Linked DNA regions of Homo sapiens: region 1 is linked to region 2. The links are chromatin loops, found by intact Hi-C in ENCODE. Cell type or tissue: MCF 10A. All regions are shown on one strand. Each heading gives the region's core, and the rest is flanking DNA. Links, peaks and the distances in the headings are about the cores only.

Region 1 (16,294 bases), core at 4,576-12,575, 150 kb before region 2:
TAGCATGTATGGCTGTGCTTTCTGGGGCAGGGGAAGCTGTCATGCAGCTTCTTTTTCTGCTTTGGGTCATTCCTGCACTTTGCTCCAGTCTCCTCTCTGCAAGCAGTTTTCTCTACTGTCCCATACATTCTGCATGCATGTGGCTTGGCATACCATGGTACTGGTTTTGATTTCAGCTTGACAAGACTTTACAGCTCCAATGCTAAAGCCCTCTGAGTATACTTTCTGTGCCTTTAAGTTAGGAGAGAGAGAGAGAGAGCGAGTGCAAGAGAGAAGGGGGAGAAGGGAGGTGTTAGGAGTGGCCACTTAGGCCCATTTCTTTAGTATGGATATGTGGGGAAGGTATCCAATATTTGAGGCATACATATACCCAAAACTAATTTCTTATTTACCTGAAACTCAAATTTTGCTACATGGTCTATATTTTTATTTCTTATTCCTGGCAAACTTACATGGGGTACTCCAAAGGAGTCTGCTACAGGGGCCAAGGAAGTGATAGTGATTAAACAGTGTTATTTTTGTCTTTTACTCCAGGACTCAAATGTCAGCTTTACCATTTATAATGAGTGTGAATCATGTAATCTTCTGAGTGTTAGTTTCTAAATGGGAATAATTATTTTATTAAATAGAAATAATTAAATAAGACAATCATTTACATCCTGCTTTGCTCCAGAAAAACAATAGGAAATGTAGTAGTGAATAACAAAGGTCATATGAGTATGTTACAAATCTGACCCTACAGGGCTCCAGATTAAAGATCCTATCAGGTAAAATAAAGAAGGCTCCTTAAAAACAGTTAAGATTCAGTTTAGTCTGTTTTCTGCTGCTATAACAGAATACCACATAGTGGATAATTTCTAAAGAAAGAGATTTAGTTGGCTCATGGTTCTGGAGACTGGGAAGTCCAAGAGCATGGTGCCGGCATCTGATGAGGGCCTCTGTGCCCCATCATGGCTTGGTACAAGGGCAAGTGAGTGTGTGAGACAGAGAAACAGGGGCTGAACTACATCCTTTTATCAGAAACCCACCCTTGAGATAATTAACCCACTCCAGAGGTAATGGCATTATGACTTCTTGACCTTATGAACTCTTATAGGTCCCACGTCCCAATATCCTTACATTGGCAATTAAATTTCAACATGAGTTTTAGAGGGGATGTTCAAACCATAGTACTCAGTAATTTTTAGTTCTATTGCAAGCTGCACCTACCCCTTGCTCTAATCTACCCTTATATAATGAACAATACCTATGTCTAACCCATTATTTTTTCTGGGGGCTTCTAATCAATACCCTGATAAATACTAATGAATTATTAAATGCACTTAATAATGTATCTAGGAGTGATGGCAACCATGTTCTTTAAAAATATGGCTAAGAATTACAAAGAAAATGTAAGAACTCTTAAGGTAATGGAATTGTGAGGGATTTTTTCTCTGTAATTTCATTTATGGTTAATATAATATTTTATGTGTAATAACTATAAATTATAAAATACATTTTGGGGGGCATTGTAGGGATCTGTACTGTTTGTTCAAAAAATATATTTTGTGCAGTCTACATGGGAAAAGGTTTGCAGCAGTTTCTGTCAGTCAGTAACAGCTAGTCTGATGAATAGAAATGAAAAAGTTGTCAAGCCATGCGATGCCATTATTTATGAAAAAGACAGACCTGGCAGCCCTAAGACCTGGAGCTGGAAAAAGGCAGGTCTTTCCTGAGGCAGCTTATAAAATCTGAGCAAACACAGGCTGCAAGGTGAGAAACCTCACATTTCAGTCACTCTGTCTGTCGCAAGAACGGCAGTGTTTTGGCTGAGTATTAGGAAGAACTGAAGCCAGGGACTCAAACGACAACAGGACTTAACTCTATTTGTCTCAAGGTTGTGGTGAGAATAAATGAGTTGATGTAAATACTGCTTAAAACAGACAATTACAGAGCAAGCCTTATATAAGTATTAGCTATTATTATTATTATTATTATTATTTCTGTTTCTGACTTCATGTCAATCTCATTTTCTGTTTTTTTCCCACATAGCAGGAAATACAGCTACTGATAGCTTTGGGGTTTTATATGTTATCATTTGCTTTGCTGAAAAACGTTTGTCTTGATTTCTAAATCCAGTTAGAAAAATTCCACAAGTCTAAGGGTAAATTAGAAGAAAAACGACCCTTGTAGAGACTGACAATCAGATCAAAATCAACTGGTTGATCAAGGATCTCCTAATCCATGAAGCTGTTAAGGTGATCTTGATTACTAGTGTCACTTGGCATGTTTTCAGAAAACACAAACAAAAATTATCTCTGGAGGAAGGTAAAGTCATTGTAGGCATTAAAATATTATTCAAAATATATTTTTTTCAAATTTTATGTCTGATACATAAGCAATGATAACCAGCTATTCTCAAACATGAGATAACAAGAACAATCATCAATAGAAACAATAGATAATACTGATAGACTGGCAGAGGCTCCAAACGCTAGAATTATTTGACACAAATTTTAAAATAAATTATGCTTATTACATTTATGAAGATAAAAAGCAAGTTTGAAAGTTTCAACCAAAAGCTTGGAAACTACAAAAAGTGACATAAACATTTTGAAAGGACTTCTGCTTTTGGGTAGGATGAAATAACTGGCAGCAGACCAGCACTCCCACCTAGAACAATTCCTACCTAGAAAACTTGGGTATAATTTAAAAAACATCTCTTCAAGGCAGTGGAAAGCTGCTGAGACTATGAGAATTAGTGGGACTCAGACTGCAGGAAGGAAAAACCTTAGCTGAAGGAAAAACCTTAGCTGAGGCGGCTTCTGCAGCCACTTTTATCCTAGAGGCATGTGTTAATTCTGAGCATTTGATGTGCAATTCGTGAGGGTTGTTGCAAGGAAAGAAAGAAACCAGCAGAGAGATGTCCTCAAGCACATACTAGTTTTTCCTTCAAGACATTTGCTGAATACTAGGGATACATGTAGTAGAAGCCTACAAACTTAAGTGGGAAAACTTTTGAAATATAGAGGATAGTTTTTCAGCAATTTTGTAAGATAAGGAGACCACTCCAACTCTAACCTTGTCTTATAAAATTGCTAAAAATACCCAAAGCTGTTAGCTGAAAAGCCTAGAAAGCCAAAGGCAGGTGTTCCTAATTGGATTAAAGTGATAAACAACCTCTCCATGTGCCCAGTGGAGGGATAAATCCTTTCTAGAGAAGGTTCTGAAGCTTCAACACAGTTATATATACCATGTCTGGCAATAAAAAAAAAATTATTAGGCAGGTCAAAGATAGGGTCCTATGTCTAAAAACCAAGAGAAACAGGTCCACAAATGGTCAAAATATCTGAGTTAGCCAACAAGGATTTAAAAAGGAACCTGATTTATTTATGCGTGTGTGTGTGTGTGTGTGTGTGTGTGTGTGTGTGAAGAAAGGGAGAAAAAGAAAGGCTGAAAATGTTATTAAATAATTGAAATATAAGAAAAATTAAATCAAAATTCTAGAACTAAAAATATTATAAAAACACTAAATTAAATTTCTGTACTTTATGGTAAGAAAGATTGAAAATTCAGTGGTTATGTTTGACAATAGATTAGACACAGCTGAATAGAAAATTAAAGAACTAGAAGACAGTTCAGAAGAAATTATACAGAGTAAAATATGAAAATAGAAAAGGATGAACAATACAAAACAAAGGATAAGAGACACAGCAGAGACAGTGAGAAGGTATACTACTATATGCTTAAATAAATTTCCAGAAGGATAAATGAGAAAAAAACCCCACAGGACAGATGCAATATTTGAAATGATAATGGCTGTGAATCTCCCAAACAGATGAGTGACTTCAATTCACAGATAAAAATAAGTTCCACAAACTCAAGTATGGTAAATAAAAAGACACCTCAAAATGAAACTGGCAAAATTCCAAGACAAGTAGAAAATCCAAAATTAGAAGTAAAAAAGGTCACCTTTAAAGGATCAACTATTAGACTGAAAGTTGCCTTTTCAAGAAAAACAATTCAAAGTCAAAATAGGGAGATTTTGCAGAAAGAAAATAACTGTCAGCCTGGATTTTCATACCTAACAAAAATTTCCTCCAAGAATGGAAGTGAAACAAAAGACATTTAAGATATACACAATTGAGAGAATTAATCAGCAATAGACTTTAAAGGCTGTTCCTCAGGCAAAAGGAATATTATCCCTGAAAGAAGCTTATGGATACTGGAATAAAAAATGAACAGTGAAAAAAGGCAAATATATCAGTAAATCTACATGAATAGTGCTTTTACGAGACAACAATAATAATAATATATTGTGACATAGATCCATATGTTAGTAGAGAGGAAGGCAGAAAGAGAGGGAAAAAAGGAAGAAGGGAGGAAGAAAAAGGAGGAGGCAGAGAAGGAGGAGGAAGAGAGAGAATTTTAATATAGAATTTTAATATGAAGTATAATTTTATACTTCAGCAGAAGCATAAAAGTTGAGAGAGTAAAGTTATGTTAAGCTCCTTGCTTTATTAAGGAAAAGGGTAAAAATATCAATTCATATTTGATTTTAGTAATTCAAGAATTCATATTGTAGAGACTAGTAAAAGAGCCTATCACTTTCAAATGAACACAGAAAAACAACAGAAATTATAAGAACTAATCAATCCCCCCAAAAAAGGCAAAAAAGAAAAAGAAAGGAACATAGAATAGGGAGGGCAAACAGGAAGTACATACACATGTATGTACAAATAAATACTGAATACATATAAATCCATGTGTATCAGTAATTATTTTTAATGCAACTACCTTAATTGATCAATTAGAGGGCCAAAAAATTTTAGACATTAAAAAAAAACCAGAATCCAAGCACATGCTGCTTACAAATGACACACATCAAATATATAGACACAGAAGGTTGAATGTAAAAGAATAGAAAAAGACGTGGCTATACCAGTATCAGACAAAATAGATTTTATGGCTGAAGGCATTATTAGAGATGAAAGAGGCACTTCATAATGACAGAAGGTTCAACTCACCAGGATAATATAGCAATTCTAAATTTACGTGGATGAAATAACATGGCTTCTAAATGTATAAAGCAAACATTGACTGAACTACAAAGAGGAGCTGACAAATTAATAATTACAGTGGGAAACTTAGCATACCTCTCTCATTAACAGATAGAACAGACACCAATCATTAAGGCTATGGAAGATTTAAAGAACATGATAAACTTAACATAATGAACATATCTAGAACATTGCACCATGACAGCTGTAGATAGACTTTCTAATGAGTTGTAAAGCAAGCTGCCACAAACCTCAAAGAGTGGGAATCACACAGCATACTTTTTACAACAATTTAATTAAGCTAGAAATCATTAATAAAATATAACTAGATAGTTCTTTTATATTTTTAATATATTTCTAAATTTTTAAGGTGTCAAATTTTGAAATGCATAATAAAAATTGTACGTATCGAAACATTGGAATATAGTAAAAGCATGCTCAAAGAATAGTGTTTGCTTTTAAGTGCATGTATTTGAGAAGATGAAAAGCTACAAATTAATGAGCTCAGCATTCATCTAAAAAAGTTATAAAGGAACTGCAAATGAAATATTTAAAAAGTAGAAGAAAGGAAATAATGACAAGAACAGAAATTAATGAAATAGAAAAAAAGTACAAGTCAACAAAGCCAACATGTTTTCTGACAGCCCAGAGGGAAAGGACTTAAAACTTGCTAAATATTTGGTCTGCTAGGACTTTAAAAAATGCTCTCTAATTTAATTATTTTTAATTTCTTTATTGAGATACAATTCACATACCATAAAGTTCACTGATTTAAAGTGTACAATTCAGGCCAGGCGCGGTGGCTCACACCTGTAATCCCAGCACTTTAAGAGGCTGAGGCGGGTGAATCATGAGGTCAGGAGTTCCAGACCAGCCTGGCCAACATGGTGAAACCCCACCTCTACTAAAAATATAAAAAATTAGCCGGGTATAGTGATGGATGCCTGTAATCCCAGCTACTTGGGAGGCTGAGGCAGGAGAATTGCTTGAACCTGGGAGGCAGAGGTTGTAGTGAGCCGAGATTGCGCCACTGCACTCCAGCCGGGGTGACAGAGTGAGACTCTGTCTCAAAAAACAAACAAACAAACAAACAAACAAACAAAAACAAAAATACACACACAGGGTTGTGCAACCATAATCACAATCTAACTTTAGAACATTTTCATCCTCACAAAGGAACCCTATACTCCTAGGTAGTCACTCCCCATTCTCATTTACTCTCCCCTTCTCTGCCCAGCCCATGGCAACCACTCATCTACTTTTTCTCTATAAATTTGCCTTTTTTAAAAATTTCATATAAAATGAATCTTACCACAGGTGGTCTTTTGTGACTGCCTTCTTTCACTTAGCGTAATGTTTTTGAGATTCATCTATGTTGTGGTACATATCAGTACTTTATTCCTTTATGTGGCTGAATAATATTCCAAAATATGGATATACCACATTTTGTTTTTCTATTCATCAGTTAATAGAAATTACCTTGTTTCTACTTTTCAGCCATTATAAATAATGCTGCTATGAACATTCGTGTCTAACTTTTTGTAGATATATGTTTTTATTTCTCAAATTGCAAGGGTTCTTTATTTATTCTAGATATGAGTCCTTTATTAGACTTACTAGCTAGCAATTATTTTTTCCCATTCTCTGGGTTGTCTTTTCACTTTCTTGATGGTACTGTTTTCTACAAACATGAAATTTTAAAATTTTGATATAGTCCTAAGAGTTTTATAATTTTAGCTGTTATATTTAGGTCTGTGATCCATTTTTAGTTCACTTTTGTACATAATATAATATTTACTACAGCTCTGTAAGATGGGTATTTTTATCTTCCTTTTATATGTAAGATAACTGAAACTCAGAGTCTAAATGAATTCCCATGATCAAACCCTTATACGTTGAAGCTAAGATTCAGACCTAAATTTTCAAACCAAGCTGAGACACAAAGTTCACTAAAGCACAAAGCCTGCTTAACATTTCTAGCATTATAATATCTCAGTTATTTTGGAATACAAAGCATGCCTGTATTCTGTGACGAGATCAGATGGAGAAAATGTTGGCATTGTTTCAAGAATATAATAATTTAATGAAATCCTATTTCATTAGATGCTTAAATTTAAAAAAATAGGTTTTTGGCAAATATCTTCTAAGGCTGGAGTTCATTAAAAGGACGCATACTGTGAGGTGAAAATACATATCAGAGGACCAACTAGACTCTCTAGAGCATAGTTAATGAATCCCATAAACCACATCTCATTACACTTTATTTCTTAATTAAATGCTACAGAAACTATTAAAATACACATTTTCTACCATAAAGCTAGCAATATCACTAATATCAAAGGACAGTAAATAGATTTCTTAAACCAGCTGCTTCATGGTATCAAGTAACTGATGTCTTCTCTGGGTGAAGAAAACTCAAATAGAGCATAAACAAAAAATAGATACTGGCAGAAAGAAGAACAAAAAGTGGGAGAGAAGGGAGCTGTCACTTATTTTTGAGGGTGAAAGATGTGAACAATGTTTGTCTATAAAACTGTCAGCCTGAAATGATAGTCAAATGACATAGCTGTTTGCTGGAGAGTTTGTTGGAGAGTGTCAAAGCCCACTAGTTCAGACTACTACAACAAATTACCCTAGACTTGATGGCTTAAGCAGCAAACATTAATTTCTCACAGTTCTGGAGACTGGGAAGTCTAAGATCAAGGTGGCGGCGGATCTGGTGAGGGCCCACTTTTTGCTTTACAGACAGCTGTCTTGTCATTGTACCCTTGTGTGGCAAAGGGAAGAGAGAGAGAGAGAGGGAGCAAGCTCTAGTGTCTCTTCTTATAAAGGCGCTAATTCCATTCATGAGGGTTCCACACTTATTACTTAATTACCACCTAAAGATTTCACCTCCTAATACCATCACATTATCACACTGGAGGGTTAGAATTTCAACATACTAGTTTTCAGGACACACAAACATCCATCTATAACAGTCTAGTATAAAGTACAGAGAGAGAAGGAGAAAAGGCAAGGGGGTAGGAAGAGATGCACAGGTGATGAATGCTTTCTTTGGTATAGAAAATCTAACTATTAAGCCCTCAATTCCTGATGTGGAGATGACCTAGAAATTGCACAGCAGTTTAGACAACACAGAGAATAAACTGAAATTCAGCCTTCCAATACATTTCCCAAGTGATAAATTTGAAGTACCTGAAATTACTTCACTGGAAGAAAAAATTGACAATCATGGAAGGAATGGACCAAGCAGGGTGTACTGACATTACAAATGCATTGGCAAGGAAGTAAGAAGAGAATTTTGCTTTTGGGTTTCTAATACATGAACAGCATGATATAAGCATGTAAGACAAATTATTCAAAAGTAATTTAGTGAGGTTTTTGCAACTACCCTAGAGCAGTGGCAGTCAAGAAATGCTTTGCTGTTGTTGTTGTTTTAAAATAAGCATTAAAAATGCTTACTTTTAAAAACTTTTATTTTATTTTTTTAGAAACGGGGTCTCACTTTGTCGTCTAGGCTGGAGGCATGTGATGATACAGTCATAGCTCACTGCAGCTTCAAGCTCCTGGCCTTAAGTGATCCTCTGCCTCAACCTCTTGAGTAGCAGAGACTATAGGCACATGCTACTGCACCTAGCTAATTTTTTTTTGAAGAGATAGGGTCTTGGCTGTGTGTGGTGGGTCATGCCTGTAATCCTAGCACTTTGGGAGGCCAAAGTGGGTGGATCGCTTGAGCCCAGGAATTTGAGATCAGCCTGGGCAATATAGTGAAACCCCATCTCTACTAAAAAATTCCCCCCAAATTAGCTGGGTATAATGGTGTGTGCCTGTAGTCCCAGCTACACAGAAGGTTGAGGCGGGAGGATCACCTGAGCCTGGGAGGTCAAGGCTGCAGTGAGCTGTGATTGCACCACTGCACTCTAGCCTGGGCAACAGGAGTGAGACCTTGTCTCAAAAAAAAAAAAAAAAGAAAAAAGAAAAAAGAAAGAAAAGTAAAGAAATACTGGGTCTTGCTATGTTGTCCAGGCTAGTTTCAAACTCCTGGGCTTAAGCAATCCTTCTGCCTTGGCCTCCCAAAGTTCTGAGATTACAGTGTGAGCCACCGCACCTAGCCTAAAATGTTTTAAATGAAATGATGGAATAAATAGATGGCAGTTATTTTGTTTTTAAGGTTTGGATTGGCATAAAACAAAACAGAAAATTGGCAACTATATATCATTTCTCAAAAAAAAAAAAAAAAGCAGCCAAACTGTTATAGGTCGAGTTGTGTCACTCTCAAAAAGATGCTGAAGTCCTGATTCTCAGTAATTCAGAATATGACCTTATATGGAAATAGGGCCTTCACAGAGGTAATCAAACTAAAATGAGGTTATTTGGGTGGGTCCTATCCAACATGACTGTGTTCTAACAAAATGGGGCAATTTGGATATAGAGAGACACACGGGGAAGGAAAGCTATGTGAAGACACAGAGAGGTTGCCATCTACAGGCCAGAAAGTGCCTGAGACTATTGGAAACTAGGAGAGAGGCATGGAACAGATTCTCTCTCACTGCCTTCAGAAGGAACCAACCCTGCTGACACATCAGTTTCACACTTCCAGGCTACAGAACTGGGAGACAATAGATGTCTGTTGCTTAAGCCACCCAGTTTGTGGCGCTTTGCTACGGCAGCCCTAAGAAACTAATAGACAAAGAAGAAACACTGTTGGTGCCTGAAATCTTCAAGTCTGGGGACCACCAGATAAGCAGCTTCTAAAGAAAAATAAGATAGTCCTATTTTTCAAGAAGGAAATCGGTCAACCTCAATGCAGTCCCTGCCACATACCAGGCACTCGGCAAGATTTGGTTTTACTTGTCATCTCATCTAATTTCCATAGCAGCCTCCAAACATTTGTTATTAATCTGATTCTTATGGATGAGGACATCAAAGCTCAGAGAGAAAAATTTGACCTTGTTCAAAGTCATACTACCAGTAAATGGTGAGTCTAATTTTAAAAATAATAATAGGTAATATTATGGAGCATTTCTTGTAACTCATTCATACATGCATTTACATGTACTGACTAATTCAATCTTTACAACAGCATTGAGAAATAGCATTCATAAACATTTCTCATTTTAGTCATTTTTTAAGTTTATTTTTAAATAGAATTATTGTCAAGGAATTTTTGCCATAGATATCTTGTCAATTCTTTCTTAGATTAATTCCTTGAGACTATAGTTTTATCTCTGTTGTAGCATTTTCCAGTTGCTTGTTGCTTGTAAAGAGGAATGTTATTAATTGTTGTAAGTTGTATAACATTGCGGTTAAAGCATGGGCTTTAGAACCACACTGTCTGCAATCTCACCCTTTACTCTGTGACCTTGGACAAGGAGTTTAATCTCAGTCTTGTGCCCATTTACTTTATCTGCATAATGGAGATTATAATAATAGTGTCTATCTCATGTGGTTGTTATGAAAATTAAATGAGTTAACACATTTAAATCATTTAAACAGTCCTGTCTTATAATAAAGATTAGCTCTCGGTATTATTATTTATTGCTATGATCTCATTTTGCAGGTGACAAAGCCTGCAAAATATACATTTTTGCCTTTTTTAGCCAGAAACAGAGGCTTTCAAATCAGGTAGGCCCGGGTTTGAATTGCAGTTCTGTTCTGTCACTAGTACACACCTACTAGCTGTGTAACATTTGCAGACTTCTCTAGGTCTTGCTTTCCTCCACTGGGGGATTTTAATTCTGTTTAAGAATAAACAAAGTTTTGTGTCCTTTCGGAGTTTTGAAGATTGCCCTAGCATATTTATTTTGAACTAGTACAGATGGAAGATGACAAAATGACTATTATCTAAAATACCAGAATTACTTTGAGTTTGTTATAGTGTTAAAGAATGAGTTTAGCTTTAGGTAGGGAATGAGAGAGAAAGATAGAGATAGACAGACAAAGACGTACAGAGAGAGAGAGAAAAGAAAGCCCAATAAATTCATCTTAAGTTCAGTTATATCTATTGATAATACATATAACTTATTAGTGACTTCCTACAATTATTAAAATATATTTTACAAGCCTTGATGCCTAGTCAAACATAGATAAGGGCAGATTTTTAAAATAAAACAATTGAACATTACGAGAGTTTTCATTGGTTTGCCTTGACCAGGAGGAAAACATCACAGCCAGGAAAAATTGATAGAGAAGATAGCGTAACCAATTTAATCCTACTTGGGGTCAGCAAATGGATTCTAAATCTCTAGCTTTAGATTCAGCTACTTTGTCCGCCCTGGCCTTTACAGTATAGCATCTGTATAAACTAAGTGCTTTCAGGAGTACTTAGCTGATTCCCTTCTTCATGGGACATTGCTATTTTAGATCACATATTTTTCTTCTTCAAAGAGAGGCCTTATTTTATTCTCTTTTATACTTCATGGGGTTGTTATAGGGATTAAATAAGACAGTGTATGTAAAGTTCCTAGCACAGTGGCTGGCAATAAAAAAAAATAGATCCTACAATTATTATACTTCCTGAAAAACCAAAACATTAACTTTCTATCAGAAGGAAAATAGAGATGATTTAATTTTCGCTTTCAGTTCTTTTTTGTTTCCTGGAGAAATGTTTCCTTTCACTTCTCTATCTTGTTTTTTTTAAAGTCAGTTGGCTATGTCAAGGCCCTTGGACATTTTCAAAGCCTAATTTTCATAGTCTTATTTTCAAAGAATAAAACAGTGAATTTAAAAAGAGAAAACACAGACGAGGACCAAGAGGTATTTGAAATGGTATTTGACAGTTTGGTCATCAAAAACAGCAATGCATTTGATTCATTCCTGACTTGGGAAAATAAATGCCATTTATTAATGCTGGTGCACATTTGTTCTCTAGAAAAATCACACAAAAACCTTGGAGCACACAACTCTGTAGCTCCGCAGGGAGCCATCCAAGCATCTCTCTTTCATCACTTCTGGAGAAGTTTGCAAGGTTGTCTCCTGAGTTACAAACATGAAAGAATAGATGGCATACAAAGAAGTTCCACAGAATAATAATTCCTTTTATTTTGAATTAGTCCTTCAGAAAGGACCGCAGCCATCTCAACTTATTATGTAATCTTAACCAAACTATATATGTATGAAAATATGTATTTATATTCCATCTACATCTTAAAAGGATTTTAAAGTAGCTCATAATAAAGGGCTTTCAAAAATAAAAATAAAATCAGAATAGAAAGAAGATGATGTAGGAAAAAGACCACTACCATTCTCAGAAATAGCAGGGTTAATGTATTTAGCATACAGTTTTGTTGTAAACTTCCTGGAAGCCCAGGCAAAAAGGGAGTCTCATCAGAAAGAAAGTCGTTTTGCAAGCCTGTGTAAGTCTTGAGGAGTGGGGCTTTTTCGAGCCGCTGATGATTGCATGGTACTCTCTGCTACATCTTTTTATCCACTGATAAAACTAGGAAAGAAAAATTAAGCCCTTGTGATCCTGACTCCCAGCCATCCCCATGCCATTGGGCCACAGCACAGCCAGCCGAAGATGGACATAAAAAGGCATCATGTAACTTCTTAATGCAATGGCCTCACAACAGATTTGTTTTGTCCCTTTAGTTGAAGATTTCTTGGTTTTGTTTTGGCTAAAGTGAGTTGACCAGTTGCTTTGATGTGATTAGAACCAGCCTGTATCATTTTGGCCAACACTTCTGGTTGCATGTAACAGGAATACAACTTATCCCATCTCCCTTAATTCCCACACCCCCCAAAAGGTTTAGAATTATTATCATTTTTTCACATGAAAGGGGATCTGGAGCTGGGCAGAGAATGGGTCAGGCAGCTTCATAATGACAATAGGAATCTCGGCTTTTTTGCTTTTGTTCCACCATCCTTAGTGTGTGGCTTCTTGTCCCCTTTGAAAGCTGGATACTTCTTCTGCAGGCATGTGTCTGTGTTCCGGGCAAAGCATGAAAGATAAAAGAATGTAGGGATTTTTGGCGGGGCCCGGTGGCTCACGCCTGTAATCTCAGCATCTTGGGAGGCCGAGGTGGGCAGATCGGGAGGTCAGGAGATCGAGACCATCCTGGCCAACATGGTGAAAGCCCATCTCTACTAAAATAAAAAAAAATTAGCCAGGCATGGTGGTGCACGCCTGTAGTCCCAGCTACTCAGGAGGCTGAGGCAGGGGAATCGAACCCGGGAGGCGGAGGTTGCAGTGAGCCAAGATTGCGCCACTGCACTCCAGCCTGGTGATAGGGCAAGACTCTGTCTCAAAAAAAAAAAAAAAAAAAAAAAAAAAAAAAAAAAAAAAAGAATGTAGGGCTTTTTAACAAGCTTTCCAAGAGCTCGACATTCCTGTGTCTCTTATGAGCTGTAACTTAGTCACATGGCCACTCCTAATGACAAAGGAGCCTGGAGAAGAAAGTACTTTTAACTGGGTAACTTGACATCCCAAACAGAATTGGGTGTTGGTAAGGAAGAAGGAAAGAAAGAATGGATATTGGGTGTGCAATTAACAGTGTTGTCACACATTTCCATTTCCAGAGCTTACTGGTAGTAGAATCAGTGTAATAATTCCAGGTACTTTCCACTAGATCACAACTTGTGTGTACTTATTTTATATATCTTATTAGGATTTATGCAGAAATGTCAAGTTGGCATGGACTTCTGAAAGTTCTTAATATAGAACCCTATACATAGCCCTGAGAATTGTGAAGTTGTAAATGTTGAAACCTAATGAATGTCACAATCTACAGGAAAAGAAGAAATATTATAGGCGTATAGAGATCTTATGGGGAAACCTTGGTTAATTCACCTAGAAGCTGTCATTTTTCAGAGAATCAGAATCTCTGTGAGAGTCTGAGTGGTTACTGAAGTAAGGAGCCCCTGATGGGAGTACAGTCTCTGCCAGGGCCATAGACATCCTGTGACTCAAGTCAGAGGGACTGGGTTATGCATCAGGAAGCTGGCTCTCTTCGTAAGAATCAAGTTATGTTGCATGTGATTTCTAGCCCTGGAAGGAGCTTATAGAAACTCTTGGGAGAATTCTAGAAATGTCTCAAAAATTTAGGATGTTTTGGACATAAGATTAGCCTTTTGAATCAAAGGGGGGATTATTACAAAAAGAAGTATGTGACTGATAGCTCTCAGACATTTTGAAGGCAGAATGTACTCATCAGAACAGTACCTGGAAAAGATATTAAAACTGCCATGCTGGGGTTACAAGCATGAAGTGTGTTTGCCCTGTGATTAAAACTCATTACTGTTCACATCCTATGAATTGGAAGAAAAAAGACTGTTAATCAAAATGGACCAGTGGGATTTATCATCCTAGACTCTGTTCCCTATTGATTTCTTTTCTGGAAGAAATCCCCTAGAGTACAGATCCAAAGTTCCTCCAAGGAACTCCCATTCTTCTATTTCAATTTAATTTCCTTCCAACATTTTAGTGCCATATTAAATGTACATTTTTTAAAGGTTCATTTCATACAGATTCTATTGGTCTTTCCAATGCATTCTGTTTGCTTGTTGCCTGCATGTTCAGAGGCACCCCTGCCATGAAAAGTAGAATTGCAATCAGAGGATAAATCATCTCCATCATCACTTGTACCATAATCTGTATTTTATTTTCCTCCACAATTTCATCATAAGCAAAAGATCAGATATGTTAACATTCTTGATAAGCATCACAGTTCCTAGGAGACACTTTCAAAGTTCTGAATAGATATAATAATTGCCTGAGTTATATGTAATAAATATGTTCCGTTCTCTCCTTTGCCTTTGAGGGTGTTACCAATGAGCCTACATAAGTGCTAAAGAGTATATATATTCGTCAGGGGCCAGCCAAAAGACAAAAACCATGCCAGTTATTTTATAAGAGACAGAATTTAATATAAAGGATTGTTATCTAGGTATTAATAAATGCTAACTAGGTAACTAAAAAATCAAAAGGGAACAATAAGTTTTCAAGAAGTAGCAAATGCAGAAAGCAGCCCCTACCTGGGCGGGGAGCCAGGGAGGCTGGGGGGGAAGGGAGGAGGTTGAAATCACTAAAACCTAAAAGCTTGAAGAAGAACTCTGACAAGATATAACTTAGAGACTTCACCAGATAGTTGGTGGCCCCTCGTCAGAGGACTGGGTCTCAGGTCCTTAGAGTCTCTCTGCCAAGTACAGAAATGCCCCAATCAGCTGAGTAGCACACCCCATACCCCTTAGAGATCTAAGTGTAGTACAATAAGCCTGCCTCGGTGAATGTTGGAAAAGCTGCTGCTTCTGGGGAGAACTGCCACTGGTAGGGAAAGGAAGACAAGTTGCTGGGTGACACTGGCAGAAATCTGTGAAGGGAGGTGAGACTATGCAGAATAGTGGTTAGAAGAACCAGCTCAAGTTAGGAGAACTGCTTCATATCCCAGCTCTGCCATTTTCTAGCTCTGTGACCTTGGGCACATTACTTAATCATTGCTAGCCTCGTGTTTTCCCATACATAAAATAGGGCTAGTGTCCCTTATCTGTGACAGTCTGTGTAAAGTGCCTAGAAAATTACCTAGTATATAAGCCCAGTGCACTATGCTTGCTTTTGCTGTTAATAAATGCATGAGAATTTAAATCAATGGCTTTTGACCCAGGGTGATTTTATCCCCCAGGGGATAATTTGGCAATGCCTGCAGATATTTTTGATTGTCATGACTTGAGGGCAGTGCTACTGGCATCTAGCAGGTAGAGGCCAGGGATGCTGCAAAACATTCTACAATGCACACGACAACAAATAATTATCTGGACCAAAATGTCAACAGTGCAGAAGTTAAGAAACCCTGGCTTAAATAAAAACAAAAACTGTGTTCTAAGAACTACAAAGAAACATTAAGTCAGAGGGAGGAGAGTTCAGTGAAGACTAGAGTAGTCTGAGCACGCCATGGAGGAGGAGTGCGTGGAAGGATGAGTGGATTTGGACAGTGGAGTAAAGAGAACGTACCGGGCAGAGGATGACATGAGCAAAGGCTTGAAGGTGGGACCTTGTCTTTTTCTAAACTTTTATGATTCAGTTGCACATCCCAAACCATACAGGGACGCTGTGAATCACTGACTCAGAAAGGGAATGCCAAATATGAGTCTCCTTTCAGGTGGCTTGTAATTGAAATCTCACAACCATCTGTCATCATGAAAAGAAGAAGCTGCCTCTGCCGGACATATCCTTGTCTTCTCCATCCTGCCAATCAACCCTTTACACAGTCAAAATAACCTCAGATCGTGATGGGGCACACAGCAAATGCTACTACCTTTGC
Region 2 (16,294 bases), core at 5,093-13,092:
TTCAAAGCATTTTCACCTGTATTATCGTATGTAATATTCACAAAAACCATGTTGGCATGTTTCTCCATTTATATATTTTATTTTATCTATTCCTGAGACAGGATCTCCCTATGTTTCCCAGGCTGGTCTTGAGCTCCTGGCCTCAAGCAATACTTCCACACTGGCCATGCAAAGTGCTGGGATTACAGGCATGAGCCACCATGCCCAGCCTGTCTCTCCATTTTTATTGATCCTCCTGAAGGACAGAAAATCCAAGTGATTAGCCCAAATCATTCAGTCAAAGGCACAGACAAGTCTTAAACATCTGTCTCCTGACTCTCATCCCAGTTCTCTTTCCTCCAGATTCTGCACATTTTAATAAATTGCCCTTGAGTCAAATGAAGTTCATGAAACACATCTGAGATTTTTCAGTGAATCTGTTCCATTATGATGCCTTCAACATATTGTTTAGAACTCACCATGCTGACATTACATTATGGCACCAAGAGGGAGGCAATGATTACTACGAAAAGAGCTCCTCAGCCTGGGCAACATAGCAAGACCTCCATCTCTACAACAACAACAACAATAATAATACAATTAGCTGGGCATAGTGGTGTGCCCCAATAGTCTCAGCTACTTGGGAAGCTGAGGTAGGGGGAACACCTGAGCCCAAGAGTTTGAGGTTACAGTGAGCTATGATCATGCCACTGCACTCCAGCTTGGGTGACAGAGCAAGACCCTGTTCTGAAAGAAAGAAAGAGAGAAAGAAAGAAAGGAAGGAAGGAAGGAAGGAAGGAAGTAAGGAAGGAAGGAAAGAAGGAAAAGAAAGAAAGAAAGAAAGAAAGAAAGAAAGAAAGAAAGAGAAAGAAAGAAAGAGAAAGAAAGAAAGAAAAGAAAGAAAGAAGAGAGAGAAAGTGAGAGAGAGGGAGGGAGGAAGGAAGGGAGGGAGGGAGGAAAGAAGGAAGGAAGGAAGGGAGGGAGGGAGAAAGAAACAAAAAAAGAGCTTTTGTGTGTACAAACTTGGCTCGAATCAGATAACATCCTGAATTTAGAGCAGCTGAAATGATCATTGCTGTCAATAAAATGAATACCTACAACTCTAAGATGCAAGAACTTCTCAACGCAGGGTCCAGTTTTAAAACAAAAATAAAAACAAACAAAAAACATTTACCTATATTCTCAAGGGCAAATATTATTTATACACCTTTGTCTTGCCAGCGCCTGGCATGGTGCCTGGCACGTATCTAGCACTATCTGCTAGATAATAACAGTGATAGCACACTCATGTTTAAAAATATAAAAAGTAGTAAATTCTCTCATGTTGCTAAATGTAGGGAGACCCCCTGAAACTACTTCTATGGAATAAAAGATGAAATGCTCCTGATTATTGTAAATAAAAAATTGCATGCAGGATTGTGTAAAGACAATGCCAGGTTGGACTGCCAGAACGAGCCAACAGCACGTGATGTGCTTCCCCCTGCAGAGAGCCTATGAATGGACGTGCAATCAGGGAGGTTTCACATCACCAAGATTCCTATCCCAGAAAAGCAGATGTTCATAGCTCTAGGAATGGAATGCGACCTTTGTGGAGAGCCTATAAACGGACGCATGGTGGGGTGCCTGTCCATAGGGATAAGATAGGGCTATAAATGCCCTCATCTTGCCACGGCTCTTCTAGGCCTCTTGAGGGTTAAGGCATACTCCCTTCTGAGAATTTCTGGTCTAACCGGTTGTCTAGCTTCACGTCCTGTTTCCATGGATTGTTTGTAACCAGCTTTTGTTGCAACTGTTACTGCTGATTAATATCTTGCTAATCATAGGTTATGGAAAGATTGTGTTTCTGTTTTAAGCCTCTGTTAGAAATTACTGATGCACACACTATATCGTAAATTCTTATCTCTGTATACTGTACTTCTACATACTAATGTACTGTACTTCTACATACAAATGTTATGTTAAAGAATTACTTCATCCCCATGTGACCATCTCACCTCATAATCAAATGACCCTAAATCCCTCACTAACCTACCCCCTCCTCACTAAACTTAATAATACATGCTGGACATAACCAGTGCATTGTTGGCACTGCGGGACCAGAAGGCGGTGACCCCCTGGACCCAGCTTTCACTATCTTGTGTGTGTCTATTATTTCTCAACCTGCTGATCTGCCTGGGAACAAAGAGAGAGCCCCATTGCATTGCGGGCTGCTGGCCAGATCCCGCAATATCTGGCACCCAACATGGCCTTCTTTGTTCCTCGGCGCAGTGCACTCTGAGTGCAGTTTGTGATGACTAGTCTTCAGTCTCAACGGTAAGGTCTCCGGGTATGGTTTTTCCGACTCTCCCCTCTTCTCAGGTTTGTTGACCAGTAATATTCCAGGCTTATTATGGGACAATCACAGTTTAAACACCAGCCTTATCTGTCTTTTATTAAACTTCTTCTTAAACAGGGTGGAATCAAGGCTGATTCCAATAACTTTATTCTCTTATTTCAGACTATTGAAAAACATTGTCCTTGGTTTCCTGACAAAGGTTCTATGGACCTGTTAGACTGGGATCGAGTTGGTGCCACACTCTGCCAACTCAAGAGAGAATGGTGTTTTACTTCCTATTTCTGTTTGTACTGACTGGGCTCTCATTTGTGTTGCTTTACTTCCTTTTCAGTCTGGTGGTCCTCTTCAACTGCCAGAAGTTAATGCAGATGGTGAACTGCTCCCTTTACCTCGGGTAGCTGACCCCCCTACTAGTCCTCTTTCTGATGATGAAGAAGAATTCGATCTCTCCTTGTTTTCTCCCCAAGAGGAGGAACCTGGTGATGATCCCCTCCCTCCGCCTCCTATCATGGAAACTGTATATGTTAACTCTTCTTCTACTAAGCTGTTGCCCCCTCTGCCAGAGGAGGACATGCGGCATTCTTCTGAATGGTCTGTTTCTCGTTCCTCTTGTCCTTTTGGACCTCTCCCCTTTTCTAAGCCCACTGTTTCTTTTGATGCTCCGGGACCCCTTCTTTCAGAGGCTTGGAACCCTGCTTCCCCTCAGTCCGCATCCCAGCGCCCTCACTCTCCTTCTCTTCCTCTGTCCCTGCACAATGGATGCGTGAGTCACCTGTTTAGGTAGAGCAGTGGCCACTGTCCAAACACAAGTTGGAGGCTTTAATTGAAATTGTTAATGATTTACTACAAGCAAACACTACTGAGCCCTCATTGTCTTCATGGAACTCTCCTGTGTTTGTTGTACAAAAAAAGTCAGGAAAATGGAGGATGGTAACAGACTTAAGAGCTGCTAATGCAGTTATTAAACCTATGGGGGTGTTACAACCCGGTATGCCCTCCCCCTCCATGATTCCTAAGGAATGGCCTTTAATTATCATTGACCTTAAAGACTGCTTTTTCCATATTCCTTTAGACAAGTCAGACTGTGAAAAATTTGCTTTCACTATACCTTCCATTAACAATTCAGCTCCCGCAGCTAGATATCAATGGAAAGTTTTACCTCAAGGAATGATTAACAGTCCTACTATTTGTCAGTTGTTTGTCGGTACTGTGTTACAACCTATCCAACAGACTTTTAAAAATAATTACATTCTTCATTATATGGATGATATACTAATTGCTGCCTCCACTAAAGATGAATTAATTCAATGTTTTACCTCTTTAAAATTAGCTGATGCCAATGCAGGACTCCACATTGCTCCTGATAAAATTCAACAAGCCACTCCTTTTCTGTACTTAGGAATGCAGCTAGAAGCTCACTCCATTAAGCCCCAAAAAGTCCAACTTCATACTGACAATTTAAACACCTTAAATGATTTTCAAACATTACGAGGTGACATCAATTATCTCAGACCAACCCTAGGCATCCCTACTTATGCATTATTTCATCTATTTGCCACTTTATCAGGAGATACAGATTTAAACAGTCCTTGCTCTCTATCTGAGCCAGCAAAACAAGAGTTGTCTTTTGTAAAACAAAGAGTGAGAGAGGCACAAGTCTCTCATATTGACCCAAATTTGACTTTACAATTTTTAGTTTTTCCTTCCATCCACTCTCCTACGGGACTTATAGTACAAAATGATTCTCTAGTTGAATGGGTATTTCTTCCTAATTCAGCCTTTAAAACTCTTTCAATATATCTTGATCAAATAGCCACTTTGATTGGGTTAGGATGTCAACATATCACTAAAGTTTCCAGCTTTGATCCAAACATTATTGTAGTCCCTTTGTCAAAAAATGAAGTTAAAAATGCCTTTTCTACATCCTTGTGCTGGCAGACTAATCTGGCTGACTTCATTGGCACTATTGATGATCATTTGCCTAAGTCAAAATTCTTTCAATTTCTAAGAAATACTTCCTGGATTCTACCAAAACTTACTCGTTCATCACCACTAGAGACAGCCATTACCATTTTTAGTGATGGATCCAGTAATGGAAAGGCAGGGTATGTAGGACCAAAAGATAAAGTCATTTCTACTCCATACAATTCTGCTCAAAAAGCTGAGTTGTTTGCTGTTATCTCTGCATTACAGGATTTTGATCAGTCTCTTAATATTTTCTCTGACTCAGCATATGTAGTGCATGCCACTAAGGCAATAGAAACAGCTACCATCAAAAATATTACTGACACTAATCTGTTTTCCTTTTTCTCTTTGTTACAAAAAACTGTCTTTGTTACAAAAAACCGAAACCACTCTTTTTTCTTCACTCACATTCGTTCTCATACTAATTTGCCTGGACCTTTATCCAGTGGTAATCATAAAGTTGATACTCTAGTTTCTCTAGCCATTACAGATGCAGAACAATTTCATCAACTCACTTATACTAATGCCAGAAAAACATTTCTCTGGTAACCGTCCTACAGTAAACCAAGGAAGAGAAGTATGGTGGAAAGATGTTCAATCTAATATATGGTCAAAAAATTCTATTTTAACGTGGGGAAGAGGTTATGCTTGTGTTTCCCCAGGTGAACATCAATCTCCTGTTTGGATTCCTGCTAGACACATGAAATTGTGTCCTGAAAATGCATACAACAACGAGACAGAGAAATTTGCTGAAAAAGCACCACAGCAAGAAACAACTAACACATCCAATCGTCAAAAAGAAGAAAATGACCACGCTAACTCCTTTACAACAGACAATCCAGTCAGCCTTCCTGAACAACTTGTCTCCAGAGATCCAGGTCTGGCTCAACCTCTGCCTCCTCCTGATGACACTGATCCTTCTACCCTCTGTTGCCCCACAGACTGTTAAAAACTATACACATTGGGCCTATATTCCTTTTCCTCCTCTTATTCGAGCCATGACATAGATGGACGCTCCTATCGAGGTCTATGTTAATGATAGTATTTGGATGCCTGGTTCTGTAGATGATCGTTGTCCTGCCCAACCTTCAGAAGAAGGAATCCCTTTCAATATCACTTTAGGTTTTAGGTGTCCACCTTTGTGCCTGGGACCCACTAATGGATGTCTCTCATTAGATATTCAAACTTGGGCGGTCACACTACCATCTGGTCACTCTGTCCCTCCTTTGGGACACTTGGTATCAGGGCTCTCATTAAAACCTCTAAGGCAGATCAAAACAGAAATCACTGAATATATTCACACAACCCAATATAAGCCTTTAGGACCTGCATGATCTCTCAACTTGTCTTCAAATGCTGACAAATTAATATGGAAAGATTGTGTTAGCTCAGAAGGAACTGTGTTATTTAATTCTTCTCAGTACACCATTGTTGACTGGGCTCCCAAAGGTCATATTACTAATGATTGCTCTCAAGGTCACAAAGATTGTCAACATTTTCTCTATGATATTACTTATCAAAAAAGTAGTGACAACCCTCCCCTGTTATATCGTAGATTTAACTCCTTTTTTCCTCTTAAGTGGAAAGGGGCAGGGGTTGCCCCTCCAAAGCCAAGGCTCATTGTTCTGCACTTAGAACCTGAACATTCAGAATTATGGAGATTAACAATAGCTATGACTGGTATGAGAGTTTGGGCTGGAGAAAGTGTTATAAGTAAATCCACCTTGTCACCTCAAAATATATATACTATCTATATGGAGTCCAACAAAACTATATCACTTAAAAGTTGTGTTAAACTACCATATACGTTATTAGTAGGAAAGATGCATGATAGTTCAGAAACCAACATAATTACCTGTGTTAATTGTTACTTGTGTATTTGTATTGACTCATCCTTTAATCAATATCATAGTATTTTAATAGTCAGAGCCAGAGAAGGTATTTGGCTCCCTGTAGCCTTACATGGGCCTTGGGAATCTTCCCCCTCTATCCATGTTATTAACAATATTCTACAGAAAATTCTTAAAAGGAGTAAATGATTTATTTTTACATTAATTGCAATAATAATGGGCTTGATTGCTGTAACTGCGACTGCTGCTACTGCTGGAGTTGCATTACATCAATCTATTCAAACTGTTCATTTTGTGGATAAATGGCAAAAAAATTCTACTCAGATATGGAATTCTCAGTCAGGTATTGATAAAAAATTGGCTAACCAAATTAATGACCTAAGACAAACTGTTACATGGATGGGAGATAAAATTATGAGTTTAGAACATAGATTACAAATGCAATGTGATTGGAATACTTCTAATTTTTGTACAACTCCGTTTCAATAAAATGAGTCTGTTTACAATAGGGAATCAGTAAACTGTCATTTACAAGGAAGTGAAGATAATTTAAGTTTAGACATAAGCAAGCTAAAAGAACAGATTTTTGAGGCCTCACAAGCACACTTAACTGCTTTACCTGGTGCTGAAGTTTTAGGTGGTATCTCTGAGGGATTATCTAATCTCAACCCCATTCAATAGGTAAAATCTTTGGGAGGATCCACTATCGTTAATTTTGTTTTGTATATAATTTGTGCTATTGGTTTATTGTTCATGTGTAAAATTGGAAAAAATATTCTTCAATCCAATTGTGATCAGCACCAAGCTATGATTGCTATGGTTCATTTAAATCAGAGAAAAGGGGGAGATGTAGGGAGACCCCCTGAAACTATTGCTATGGAATAAAAGATGAAATGCTCCTGATTATTGTAAATAAAAAATTGCATGCAGGATTGTGTAAAGACAATGCCAGGTTGGACTGCCAGAATGAGCCAACAGCATGTGATGTGCTTCCCCCTGCAGAGAGCCTATGAATGGACGTGCAGTCAGGGAGGTTTCACATCATCAAGATTCCTATCCCAGAAAAGCAGATGTTCATAGCTCTAGGAATGGAATGCGACCTTTGTGGAGAGCCTATAAACGGATGCATGGGGGGTGCCTGTCCATATGGATAAGATAGGGCTATAAATGCCCTCATCTTGCCACGGCTCTTCTAGGCCTCTTGAGGGTTAAGGCATACTCCCTTCTGAGAATTTCTGGTCTAACCGGTTGTCTAGCTTCATGTCCTGTTTCTATGGATTGTTTGTAACCAGCTTTTGTTGCAACTGTTACTGCTGATTAATATCTTGCTAATCATAGGTTATGGAAAGATTGTGTTTCTGTTTTAAGCCTCTGTTAGAAATTACTGATGCACACACTATATTGTAAATTCTTATCTCTGTATACTGTACTTCTACATACAAATGTACTGTACTTCTACATACAAATGTTATGTTAAAGAATTACTTCATCCCCATGTGACCATCTCACCTCATAATCAAATGACCCTAAATCCCTCACTAACCTACCCCCTCCTCACTAAACTTAATAATAAATGCTGGCATATCCAGTGCATCGTTGGCACCGTGGGACCAGAAGGCAGTGACCCCCCCTGGACCCAGCTTTCACTATCTTGTGTGTGTCTATTATTTCTCAACCTGCTGATCTGCCTGGGAACAAAGAGAGAGCCCCATTGCATTGCGGGCTGCTGGCCAGATCCCGCAATAGCTAAAGAGGAACACAAGTATTTGCCTAAAGTTTTTTCTCTATGTGCAGAGTATCTGCATTTTTTGAGATGCATGGAAGTTATAATAATTAAGAGCAGTGATTTCAAAACCCAGATTTCTATAAAAAGTCTGTGGCAATTTAGGCTTTCTCTAACCCTCTCTTCAAAACCCTTCCAGGTTCCATCCACTGCCTACACTCCTACATTTCTAGATATCACTTCTAGGTACCAAAATCTGTATTAGGTACCTATTGCTGCCTAAGACTGTCATCATAAAATTAGCATCTGAAAAGAAGAAACACTTACTATCTCACAGTTTCTGTGGGGCCAGAATCTGAGTGTGGTTAGCTGATGTCTCTGGCTCAGGGTTTCTCACAAGGCTGTAATCAAGATGTTGGATGGGGCTGCGGCCATCCCAAGACACATGGGGGAAAACCCTCTTCCAAGCTTCCAAGCTCACTCACCTGGTTGTTGGCAGCTCACAACTTGACAGCTGGCTTTCTTCAAAACAAAAGAGTAAGAGAGTGAGAAAGGTGCTGAAGACAGAAGTGACAGCCTTTTTGCAAGCTGGTAAGTAAGATACCATCACTATTGAAGTAGTCTCTATTGGGCGGCAGTCACTAGGTCCAGCCCATACCTCCCGGCGGAGGGATCACGCAAAGGCATGAACACCAGAGGGCAGGAGTCATTGGGGCCATCTGCCACATTTACCTTCTTACTACGCACACCTTCCATTCTTTCCTTCCTTACCTCTTCCCTTCCTTCCTCATTCTCTCTTCTTCCTTCCAGGGCTTACTGTAAGTCTACAGTGGCCCGGGAGCTACACCAGGCATTGGGAATGCAAAGCTTATGAACACTGAGGTTTGCAGCCCAGTGGAGAAGAAAGGTCCAGTAAAATAACGTTTTCCAAGCTTCAGCCACTCGCTGTTTTGGCCATGTACATGGGCTTCTTAAATCTTTTCTAACTCAATGTTTTTCTTTAAAGTGATGGACCTTTAAAATATGGCCTCATCCTAAACTCATGGTTTTTGACTTTGACTGCCTGATGGCGTCACCTTGGGAGACTATTTAACCTGGAGATGTAGGGGATGTGGTTGACACCGGGCATCCCGTTCTCCCACCCCACACTTGCTTTACCATGTACTTATGCCCACCACAGTTGGGAGGTGACAGCTTACCTGGGGAGGAGATCCGTTCTTTTGCTCTTTGGAAACAGACTCCAAGCTTTGCCCCGTATTATTCCTCTGTTCTACCCTTCACAATATCCCCTGCCCTTACCCCTTTTCTGAATATTCATCAACCAAAGGGCAGTGCATCAGTGAAGGACAAATCTTCACAAAAAAGATACTTCCCGTTTGTTTTATTAAAAAGAAACGGAGCATTATTGTGGGCACTTGCGACTCCCAGTGGTAGAGAAGGGAAAATACATTCAGTGATGTCGGGGTAGGAGAGAAGGGAAGGAAGCATCTTTCACCAGCTCTCCGGAGCCTTTGCTTACACTACAAATGCAAAACAATGTCTCTAGGGGGCTAAAACAACACACACAAATAAGAAAACACTTCCACCTCTCATCCCTTATCCTCCGCAGTTTTATTCACATCTAAGTCAGGTAGCAATAGTCACCTCCACCAGTACAAACACAGCCAGAAGCTATAAGTGTCATGTTGTTCCCTCATCTTGCCCTTGGCCTCTTGGAGCTTAAGGACTGTTAATGACCACAATCCACTGAGACCACCCCTACTCCTGCCTGCCGAACACCCTCAGTGCTGTTTAAAAGCTCAATCCATGAGCAGCCACCTATGCCAGGCTCTGGGCTAGCATTGAGTGGAGTGGAGCAAAGGTGAGCCAGCTGCCCACTCTGTTCAGGTCATCTGTCTGGATGTCCCCTCCTTTGTATTTACTGATTCTGCCAGGCAAGAAGTTGAGGAGATTTATTCATTTCATTTAACAAATAGTAACTCACTGTCTACTGTATGTCCTGCATTGTTTCAGGCAATGAACAAAAAAGGCCTTGCTCTCAGGGAACTTACATTCCCAGCTACTGAACCTCATGTTCTTGTCTTTACTTAACCCCTGGGTCCCAAAACCTGCCCAAATGGAAAGAAATCTTAGTGATTCTCCAACTCCTGTCCCCTGTAAGTGAGGTTACTGAAGCCCACTGAGGTAATGTGCCCGGCCTGAGGTCACAGAAGAAGACACAACAGACTCTAGACTAGATCCCAGCGTCCCAGCTAGAGATAAATGTCAAGACACTCACAGCTGTGGGCACAAAGCTGTCTGTCTGGAAGCATTTTGGGAAAGTTAGAAACCTAGTGAGCGAACATATTTTAATACATCAATTTCATCAACTGGCGAATGAATCAGGTAAAGAGAAGTAATTATATCTTTTGGTTAAAAAGCAAAGTACTCTCAGGGACTCACAGACTTCTTATGAGACTGTCTTTTCTGCCTCCCTGAGTTCAGGCAGGATTCATCTAGAAGCATCCTCTGTGGGTGAGGGGAGCAGAGGCACATGGCACAGCGAGAGGCTGCCCAGTGTAGCAGAAGCTTCTCCAACATCCGCCCAAGTACCCCTCCTGACCAAAGGGGCTAATCCATATCTCAGGGACCTGAGGAGATAGTCCTATGCTGCAGGAGGAAAAGCAGAATTGAAGTCTCATATTTTACTATAAAAACCAATATGAGTGTTGCATTCTGAGGCACTAATATATCACTATGCTTAACATAAAAATGATATTTTTACCCAAATATCTGAATAAAATAAATTCTGTAGAAGGATACACCACCTTTATGCAGAACACCTTATCCATTACCCCTGGGCCTAAGAGCCTCCATTTTGAGAAGCACAGACCTGGTTCCAAACCCAACTCTGTCTGTGGAATGCTAGCAAATTAACTTACTGCCCTGGAACTCAATTTTCTTATCTGTAAAAGCAACACAAAGTTGTGAGCTCTAGAGAGAGTAAGGACCACTGAGAATGGTAATACCATTGTCAATACAGAGTTTTACAAGTTACCAAGCATTTTCCATGTGTTACCTTATTTTCATAGGAAGAGAGCAGATCTGGAAGCCAGTTAATCTTGGCTTTGCCAGAGTGGCTCTGTTGGTCTTGGGCAAATGGAGTAACTTTTGTGAGCTTCCACAGCCTTATTCATGAAAGAGGTGTCATAATGACGCTGTGGGTTATTGTGATAACTAAACACACATAAGGTGTGCAGGCTTCAGTAAGTGGCACATCTCACTAGTGCCTGGAGCAGCTGCTGTGAGTGGGTGAGAACACCAACCCAAGTCAGACAGGCTTGACTCTCACTAACTGGGTGTCCTTGGGCAAATCACTTAACATCTTTGTGTCTCAGTTTCTTTTACCTGTTAAATAAGGATGAAAATAGTACCTTCTTAGAAAGTTGCGAAGATAAAATGAGTTACTATAAGACACACTCACAATAGCTGCTGGCTCAGAATGTTGAGTATTCCAGTAAGTACCTGTGCACAGTTGGCTGGCCTTATCATTGGCCTCTTTGGTTAGGAAACCAGAGGCTTAGAGAGGTTCTCCTCCATCAACATGACTTCTCTTCCCCAAGTGGAAGATCTAGTATTTGAACCCAGATTCCCTGATTCCAGAACCAGTGGTCTTTTTCACCATGCCCCACACAGGAGTGGGGGTTGCACGTCCTATAGTAGTTTATCTTCCACTGCAAGCCTTGAATCACTCGGGCACACACATAGAGGTCAATGCCCACACAGTGATGCCAAATATGAATAGCAGAGATTCTCAGGTTACTTACTTCTAGTTCATGAAATAATGCATTATTGCTTCCTGGAGAGGTCGGAGAATAGAAAAAAACCTCTGTGCCCCGTGACTCTAATGGAATTTCTGTCGGAGATGAAGCAACCTTCTCAGTTACCTTAAGATGTTAGAAGAAGCCAACATTATCCTGATACTATATGGGCCCAGCAGAGTTGTAAAATGTAAAAACTGTGAGAGATCACAGATTGTGTCAATGAAAGAGAAACCTAGGCTTTTACAGAATTAAAGTTAGTTTCACTGAGTCTTCCCTCAGATGGCAATCCAGGTGAATCTTTCAGTTTTGGTTAGACTGCTCCAAAGCAGTGTATGAACCCATAACTTACGTATTAGATGGTGGAGGTTCTACATGTGCTCAGAAGTTACATTAAAGCAAAATCTCATCAAAGCCTGGGTGTGAGAGCACATCTGATTATAGATTGCAGAGGGAAAATCATTAATACTGTCAGACGTTACGTACAAGAAAAGGCAAGGGCTGAGATCATTGAGCTTATCTTTTCTAAAAAACACAGTGATTCAGGTAAGAGACATGAAAACCTGAGGCATGGCTTCTTCACTGCAAGGGCTGGCTGTGAGACTGGCCAGAGGCAGATGTTTGCTACTTCGTCTCATAATTATTTTCTCCAAATAATAAGGAAATTGAGGTCTATGGCTCTTAGACCCCTTGACCTACAAGCTATATTTGTTTGATCTATTCTATTTAATAACCAGAGGCTTCCTCATTTGGGCCCCACCATGCATCCTCCCCCACTCAAAAGGGAAAAACAAACTGTTTTTCTTTACTCAGTTACTTCACTTTTGACACCAGATGTGTGGGTTTTTCACATCAACAATTCTCCAATCCTCTGTAGGCATTAACTGGGTGTCTTACAATTTAATTCTGAGAGTTAGCACAGACCCCACCACTAACGGGCTCAGCCCCACGAGATGGCCCCCAACTTCAGATACCAATTGCAAGCACAAGGTTGTTACCTGTACTTCTGAGCAACTAGCCATAAATCAACGGTTCCCATGACCTCCTCCTTGGGTTTAACCATTTGCTAGAATAGCTCACAGAACTCAGAGAAATACTTATGTTTACCAGTTTGTTACAAAGTTATGGAGCATGGGCAAGACATGGTGGCTCACGCCTGTAATCCCAGCACTTTGGGAGGCCGAGGCAGGTGGATCACGAGGTCAGGAGATGGAGACCATCCTGGCTAATACGGCGAAACCCCGTCTCTACTAAAAATACAAAAAAATTAGCCGGGCGTGGTGGCGGGCACCTGTAGTCCAGCTACTCCGGGGGCTGAGGCAGGAGAATGGCGTGAACCTGGGAGGCAGAGCCTGCTGTGAGTCAAGATCGCGCCACTGCACTCCAGCCAGGGCGACAGGGTCAGACTCCGTCTCAAAAATAAATAAATAAAAATAAATAAACAAATAAATAAATAAATAAATAAATAAAGTTATGGAGGATGTAGATGAACTGCCAGATGAAGAGGTACATAAGAGGTATGTGGGAAGGCTACAGATCTTCCATACCCTCCCAGGATGCACCATGCTCCAGGTATCTCCATGTGTTCAGCAACCTGGAAGCTCTCAGAATCTGTCCTTCTGAGTTTTTATGGAGGCTTCATTTATGTAGTGCCGATTGATTAAATAATTGGCCACTGGTGATCAACTCAACCTTCAGTTTTTTTACCCTCCCTGGAGACAGGGGGCTGAAAGTTCCAACCTTCTAATCACATGGTTGGTTTCCCTGCCAACCAACCCCCACTCGCAGACACTATAGGACACCGTAGCCAAAAATAATTTTATTTGCATGCAAAGAGACATTTATCCCTTTGGAGACTCCAAGGATTTTAGGAATGATTCCAAGGGTTTTAGGGGAGGATGAAAATAAAATTGTATATTTCTTAGTACATAGCAATATCACACCCACCTATTTAACACTACCACCTACCCTCTGTCATTCTGTGTCCAACTTTTTTGACTATTACAAAAGTTTATTTAATAAAAAGTTTAATATGAAAATGTACACGATCTAATTTTTACATCATAGAGAACAGACCCTTTGGAGAGGGGACATGAATTCCTCTGCTGGATAGCCATTATTTAGACTTGTTCCAAGGCTTTTAACGTGATGATACTGTTTCCTCCTATTTCCACTGTTCTAATATTGTTCTGTTGCCCACTAATTGCCATCTTCACACATTCATCTATCATAAGATTCATAAAATGACTGAATCCCCACAGTATTCCTTGGACACATCTACCACCATTTAATTTCAGTGACAACTTGTCCATAAGTTTTTTCAACTTGAGAGAGTGAGCTTTGTTCATGGTGTCTACTGAGCAGGCTCAGAGATGCACTGAAATGGAATTTATGGCCTCCATCACACTTCACAGATAGGCCCAGTGTTTAGTGTCTGATGTCACTCATTCTATTAGCCAATTGATCGTGGGCCTGTGTCCAAAATTTCAAGTCTTCTCCTTTGCCTGCAAACCTCCAAGCTTCCCTCCTCCCTTGCTTTCTCCAAGCCCATGACCCCCTTCCTACTACACAGAGAAAACAGAAGCTATCATAGGAAATGCTCATTGCTTCCACAGACTCACCTTCTACTGTGTCAACCCCTCAATCTGTCCTGTTCCTGGAGAAGAGAGGCTCTCTTCCTAGGCAATGTCTGGGTCTCAGCCTGCCTTCTTGAGGAGCTTACACTATATTAATTTTATCTGTTCTCTCGTAAATCTGTATCTCAGACTCTCCTGGCTCCTTCCAATAAGCATTTGGGCAAGTTTCCACCTCTCCCTCTTAAAAACCTAATAAAAACCCTCCTTGATCTCATATCCCCCTTTAGCTACTTCTTTACCTCTTTTGTTAGTGACCAGGTTCATTCTGCCATCACACAGCAATCCAATCACTGTGATGATGGATTTCTGCCTAAGAGGAAAAATTGTATTCACAACACTGTAATGCAAGGAAGCAGAAGAACAAATCTCCAGCAGGCCTCCCCAAAAATAGAGCTTGGAGATGCTTATGAGAAAGAAAGCAGGATGGTCTAAAGAGTTGGAAAAGATGATTGGCGGGTAGGAAAGGTGAGGTTGTTGGGATTTCTGCAAGCATAATTGAGCTACACAGTTCATCACATGACATGTGTGCAGAAAATGGCAGTGTTAGCATGATCTGAGGGTGGAGTTTTTGGCTCTCTGACATTGAAAGGTCATTCTTTGGTCACCTGCACAGGCCCAGTTGAAGGATCAGTGGTCTCAACCAGCTTGAACTGGAGAAGAGCTTCCCCCCTATAGTAACAGTTGCAGCTTTTTTTTTTTTTTTTTTTTTTTTGAGACGGAGTCTCGCTCTGTTGCCCAGGCTGGAGTGCAGTGGTGCGATCTCAGCTCACTGCAAGCTCCGCCTCCTGAGTTCACACCATTGTCCTGCCTCAGCCTCCTGAGTAGCTGGGACTGCAGGCACCCGCCACCAAGCCCGGCTAATTTTTTTTTATTTTTAGTAGAGACGGGGTTTCACCGTGTTAGCCAGGTTGATCTCGATCTCCTGACCTCGTGATCCACCCTCCTCAGGCTCCCAAAGTGCTGGGATTACAGGCGTGAGCCACCGCGCCCAGCCTTTTTTTTTTTTTTTTTCTTAACAGAGTCTCACTCTCTGGCCCAGGCTGGAATGCAGTGGCACCATCTCGGCTCATTGCAACCTCCTCCTCCCGGGTTCAAGCGATTCTCCTGCCTGAGCCTCCTGAGTAGCTGGGATTACAAACACACACCACCACACCCAGCTAATTTTTGTATTTTTAGTAGAGACAGGGTTTCACTATGTTGGCCAGGCTGGTCTCGAACTCCTGACTTAAGGTGATCCGCCTGCCTTGGACTCCCAAAGTGCTGGGATTACAGGCATGAGCCACCACGCCTGGCAAAACTTTTAAATAATTAAAGTTAGTTTTATTCAGAAGGCTTCCTGAGGATTATAGACAGAGGCCGACAGCCCAGGAACAGCCCTTCTGCTCTGTCAGAGGTTCTGTCAGACCGCTGTGACACAGGGCTTCAGCCCACTGTTTAGATACAGGTGGTGGAGGTTCAGTACATGCAAAATCACATCAAACTGGCTCAGAAGTTGTATTATAGCAGAATCAAATCAAGGCTTCAGTGTAAGAGTACATCTGGTCATAGATTACTAAAGTACTTTTGGTTATAGATTGTAAAAGTATGATCACTAACCCGGTCAGACATCTTATGTGTAAGAAAAGCCAAGGGCCAGGATCATTTATCCTTTTAAGGAATTATGTTGACTCAGGCAAGAGACATGGGGGCCATGTGCTATCTCCTGTTTTGTCCTCAAACTATCTTTCAGAGAGCTGCATGGTGTCACAGAGTCAGAAGTTTAAGCAGAAATGAGCAAATTTGGCTTCTTAAGTTTGCTACTTTGTCTCACACAGACTTTTTAAAATTTTTTCATTCATTTTTTTCATCCAACAAATTTTTGTTGAAGACAGAGTATGTGTTAGTCACTTTTCTAGGTGCTAGAAAATAGCAATGAAGGGAGAGAGAAAAACTCTTGTCCTCATGAAGCTCACTGTTTAGCAGGAACCTGAAAAGGTCACATGGAGCTAAGGAAGTGAGCCATGTAA

The links. Hi-C counts contacts between places; a loop is a spot of excess contacts. Peaks named below come from ENCODE experiments on the same cell type or tissue, not always from the same donor. Only the 100,000 strongest peaks of a DNase experiment are listed, where the experiment ranks them.
Region 1: a loop joins it to region 2, with 11 times the contacts of the local background. A loop is called at or near these places in 2 of 110 quality-filtered maps.

Annotation. Positions count from the first base shown.
Region 1 is chr11:93,082,938-93,099,231 of GRCh38, reverse strand. No RefSeq gene overlaps it. Among named protein-coding and RNA genes, the nearest start is that of SLC36A4, 110 kb to the left of the region's middle. In MCF 10A, for the core only: no CTCF peak of the experiment used is centred there; a DNase peak (open chromatin) is centred at 9,561.
Region 2 is chr11:92,935,149-92,951,442 of GRCh38, reverse strand. It overlaps the pseudogene SNRPGP16. Among named protein-coding and RNA genes, the nearest start is that of MTNR1B, 26 kb to the left of the region's middle. In MCF 10A, for the core only: a CTCF peak has its summit at 9,291; a DNase peak (open chromatin) is centred at 9,262.